2 separate regions of the Homo sapiens genome follow, and region 2 is linked to region 1. A link is an interaction called in ENCODE POLR2A ChIA-PET data of the cell type or tissue named here. Cell type or tissue: PC-3. All regions are shown on one strand.

What was found. ChIA-PET counts read pairs that join two places held together with the same protein. Peaks named below come from ENCODE experiments on the same cell type or tissue, not always from the same donor. Only the 100,000 strongest peaks of a DNase experiment are listed, where the experiment ranks them.
Region 2: POLR2A ChIA-PET joins it to region 1 with 6 read pairs; 1 of 35 experiments calls an interaction of 5 or more read pairs at or near these places.

What each region holds. Positions count from the first base shown.
Region 1 is chr10:74,254,250-74,256,749 of GRCh38, reverse strand. The region is part of intron 3 of ADK (adenosine kinase); the gene reads right to left. It overlaps LOC124902456 (a long non-coding RNA gene), which reads right to left. Exons shown (of 2, transcript XR_007062198.1): 2 at 1,873-2,500. Among named protein-coding and RNA genes, the nearest start is that of ADK, 100 kb to the right of the region's middle. In PC-3, a CTCF peak has its summit at 1,165; DNase peaks (open chromatin) are centred at 809 and 1,339.
Region 2 is chr10:75,261,414-75,263,913 of GRCh38, reverse strand. No RefSeq gene overlaps it. Among named protein-coding and RNA genes, the nearest start is that of COMTD1, 27 kb to the right of the region's middle. RefSeq lists an enhancer at 827-2,474. In PC-3, no CTCF peak of the experiment used is centred here; DNase peaks (open chromatin) are centred at 1,033 and 1,633; H3K4me3 peaks cover 1,111 bases; H3K27ac peaks cover 1,944 bases.

The DNA.
Region 1 (2,500 bases):
TCATTTTCTTGCTTACACTAGCTGTTCATCATAAGTCATTTGAGGACTCCACCCCACATCTTTTCATCTCAGTACCCAAGATGATGGAGCAATCACCATCTCACATTTTACCAGTTATCATGGTAAATGGAAAGAGTAGTCTGGACAGTCTTGCACTGGTAATTAAATGCTCTGGCCTGTAAAAACATTATTTTACTTCTGCTCACAACTAAGCATAATTATCTGAGAAAGTTTACCCTTCAAAAAGTTTAAATCTTTACAATTTCAAAAAAAAAATGTTTACCTCACTAAGAAGGCCATGAAGATAGGTTACATAATGTTCACTAAAGACGAAGAGCATTCCAGGTTCCTTTTTGTATTAAATGACTATCAAATCATAACAATCAGTTCTTGCCAAATCTGCTAAACATATAACCAGGATAATGTTAAGTACTCTTTCAAAACTGCAAATTTGACCACATCACTTGCTTAAAATCCTCTAATCTTCTCAGCATGGCGCTCCATGAAATGATCCCTGACTGCCTTTCTGTCAACTCTGAATACTCAATAAAATTTACAAAATGCTCCAAGGGAGACAAAACTAATAAATATGCTGCACGCAGGCTTTCCTGCCTTTTCACATGTCAGAATGCTTTCTCTGCCACCTCCACTTGAAAGCTTCCTCTTCCTTCAACTAAGCTTAAGCCTATCGCCACTGTGAAGCTTTTCTTGACTCTGATTACAACACCCAAAGGATTTTGTACTCCCTCAACACTGATTCCAGATCTGCACTGTGACTGTTCGTTGACTACCCAGTTATGAGCTTCTCAAAGGCAGACACTATTATTTACAAATATGAGTCCCTGGTATGAGACATTTAGTGGCTAACAAATGTCTAGAAAATGACTAAAGTTCCACAGTGCCAAAGAATGGTCTTAAAGAACAGCAGTATGTTTTAGAAATGAAGAATACCTGTTCTGACTGTCCATGGAGAGATAACTGCAAAAGTAAGTTTGCTTAACAAATTCCTTTTAGTATCTAAATGCTAGAGCTAATTTTGTTGGTGGCAATTCTAATAAATTAACTTAAAGTTATAGGACATTGAACTAATTTTTCTTTCATTCATTCCCCAGACTTTTATTTATTCAACTCAGATGTACCAAATGCCAGGATCTATGAGAAATTCTAAGAATGGCATTCATGTTAGTGGAGCTGTTGTCATCATTATACATATTGGACTGTCAAATTATGCCCCCAGTTAATTGACAAGATAGACTCCTTGTGGCTCAAAGGTAAAAGCAGAACCAAGAGGCAATGACAGGGTAAGGGAGCAATTATACCCTGTGTCCTTAAAAGTGTTGCAAAACCTGTTTTTCTGCCACCAAGTCAAAGAACAGTTCCTTTTGGTGATCATTTGGAAATTCCCCAAATGATCACCAAAAGACCACCTGGTGCCAACTGACCAACCACCTGGAAACAACCAACTAAGACACACTGGTGATTTGGGGATTAAAGGTCATCTAATCAAGACTTTATTCCTTACTTCCTTGACCCCACCTCCCCTGTCCTACAATTTTTGCCTTTATAATTTCTAACTCTCCAACCCCCAACTAGGACCTCATTTTCATTTTACACCACAGGCTGCATATCCCCAACCTACTATTGTTTTCTATAGAAAAATAAAGCTGTCCTTTTTTCCTCCATGGATCTCATGGTCTTTTGTTACATGACAAAAATAGGCTGTTTAATATTTTACTCATCTAAATTTTTAATATCTGATGTTCACTTTGACCATCAACATAACAAGAAAATACTGTACAGCATAATTTTATATTAACACAATTCACTGTAGTTATTAAAAAGTTTGAACAATGATTATCCACTAGCCATAAAACTCTCAACAGTTTAATAGCAAATAAACAAAGGAAGGTATCACACTTGGCAAATACAAAATGACTATTTGTCCATTGTGTCTGTGCAACTAAAACAGATTTAGGTTCCCCATTGGTACAAAAGGAAAAACACACAAAAAAAGAAGGAGATTCCTTTTAAACACAGAGCTCTTTGCTCCAAACTTGTAACAATTTTTTTTTCTTTTTACATTCACTACACAAACTCTGTGATTAGATAAGAAAAGTAACAAGGGCTATTCTTTTTTTTTTAACTGTCAACTTTTTGAAGTGTGTTATTGAATAATATTTTTCAGGTATACAATTTTAATATGAAACATTTTAATCAAAAGCAATCTGACATTAAAATACATAATTTTCTTTTTAGAAGAAAAAATGAGGAAATAAAAAAAAGAGGCATATCTAGATCCAGCAACCGAACCTGAAAGGTAAATATTAAAAATACTGCATTTGGTGTTTTTGGTGAGCTAATTCCTTTTTTACAATTTGTGGGACTCTATTTAAGGAAAGGAATACAAAATTAGGTGTGAAGTAAATATCTGGAATGAGAAAATAAATTACAACTAAACACTAACTTTAAAAGGCTAACAAATGCCAAAAACATGAATTTC
Region 2 (2,500 bases), 1.0 Mb before region 1:
GACAAGGTCATGAGTCTGTAGCCCTGAACTGTGCCACTGAGGCCTGGCATATCCCAATTCAGAACAAGATGGGCTCCAGCATTATGGAAGAAAGCCCAGGTTCATCCCCTTAACTGTGTAACTTCTGGCAAATCACTCAAACTCTCTGAGCCTCAGTTTCCCCACCTGTCAGGGGGAAATAATAATATCTACTGTAAGATGTTGATGGGATGATTATTAAGAATAATAATAGTTACCACTTACTAGCTCTTTGCTATGTGTGTTTGGGGGCAGGGGTTGTTACAATATCTCATTTGATCCTCAAAAACTCCCTAATGTTAGATGCTTCTATTTTGGTTTTTTGTTTGATTGGTTGGTTTTTTGTTTTTTTTTTTAGATGGAGTCTGGCTCTGTTGCCCAGGCTGGCGCACAGTGGCACTATCTTGCCTCACTACAACCTCTGCCTCCCAGGTTCAAGTGATTCTCCTGCCTCAGCCTCCCAAGTAGCTAGGATTACAGATTCGTGCTACCACACCCAGCTAATTTTTTGTACTTTTTAGTAGAGACTGGGTTTCACCATGCTGGCCAGGCTGGTCTTGAACTCCTGAGCTCAGGCAATCCACCTGCTTCAGCCTCCCAAAGTGCTGGGATTACAGGCATGAGCCACCGCACTGGCCCTATTTTGTTTTTTAAAGATGAGGAAATCAAGGTTCAGAGAGGGTAGTGATCAGCCCAGAGACACACAGCTCAGAAGAATCAAAGCAAAACTGAATTCATGTCTGCGGGTTGCAAAGCCCTATGTTAACCACCATCTAGAAAATGTACTTAAACCCCAGCACCTGGCCAGGCACAACCAGACCCCAAATAACTGTGAATATTTTTCTCCTTCCCTGAGCTTCAGGTCTGGGGGCAGGTGAGCACGGCTGTAAGGACTGGAGGGACAAGGAGCCAGGTGGCCCTTACACTGGGTTGAGGCTACAGCAACGGCCCCACCCTAGCCCCAGCCAAGCACAAGCAGCCTGGGCTGGTTTTCCCGGTCTTGACACCTCCTCCCTGGCCAGGGCAGGCTGAGGTCACCCGAGTAGAGGAAGTTCAGCCAGGTGAGCCTGCTGCTTCCTCACAGCTTTTCCACTCACCTTTTGGCCAGGAATTCCCCGGAGCCCCTGCCCAGGGCCTGCGAGGTTACGCCACCATCCGAGCTGCTCCCTCAAAAGGGGACAGCCTAATTCACGCATGACCCACACCAATAAATCAGGGAGGGGCGGGGGGGTGGGGACACTCATAAATCCATATCAAACAGTCCCCAAATTATGACAGATGACATGGCAGTCATAAAATTGCACAAGCAAAACTCACCAAGTCATTAATTTCATGGCCGCAGAAAATAAACAGACACATTTTCTCGCGGCCCTAATAAATTTTTAAAAACTCAAAGAATGGTCCATCTGCTTCGAATAATTTTTAATTTCCTATTCTGTCTCATTCCCATTAGCTATTCCACTGAGATATTTGCTAAATTCTTTCATTTACCTCCTCCCATCTGTATTCAATTACCCTGTTCCCAAATAGAGTGAGTTTTTGTTTCTCCTATGTGCGGGACAAAATACCCCCACCTGTACCTTAAAGCAAATGTTATGTGTGTTTTATTATCTGTTAGACCATATGAGTCATTCTAACTCGATTGCCTGTGCGGAAAGGCTTGGAGAGCAATGTGATTTTGATGTTTTCTGGCTTGGTTGGAAAACACCTGCCCGATTCTCAAAGCTAATCTATTAACGTGGTAAATGCTGTAGCAGATGTTCCTGAGTGAGCGAGGGGCTGCGCCGGGCTATGACCGGGCCCGACGTGTCGGGTGCACTATGGAAATGTTCAAAGATCAGAGGCCAGCAGCGCCACTGGGGGCCGAGCTGTAACGAAGTCACATTTTCCGCTGGCCCCCGGGCTCTGGCTGCCTGGAGGCTCCCCGCTGCCTCCGTGGGCTCTCAGCAGCCACTGGAGCTGGCAGGATATTTCAAGGTCATCTGGTCCACCCCACCCCCATGTTTTACAGAAGACAGACTGAGGCCCAGAGAGGAGGTATGCCTTGCCCAGAGTCACACAGCATACTGAAAAAGGAGAGCACCCTTAGAGGTCAGAGGTGGGTACAGAAAGCTGAGACTTGTTTTATGGAGCTGAGATGGAGGGAGGGAGAGGAAGAGAATTCTATGGGCACTTCCTTCCCCTAATGCCTTCTACCCAGCAAACAAGATCATTTAGAGATTTTCAATCTGAAATTCTCCAAGGCCATCTTTCCTCATTCTGCAGCAGTTGGGCCAGGCCTGTGACAGAGCACAGAACCAAGAATCAGCCAAGGAGCCAACGGCTTGCCCAGGGTTAGGTTGGTTTCAACACTGTATGCCCTGGCACATGCAATGCTCCTTTTGCAAAGCCCCAGGAACACGGGCTTCCAGGCTGAGCTGCAAATCTTAGGAGGAATCATGGTCTCCAATGCTACGCATGGCAAGATCCATGTAGCTGCACT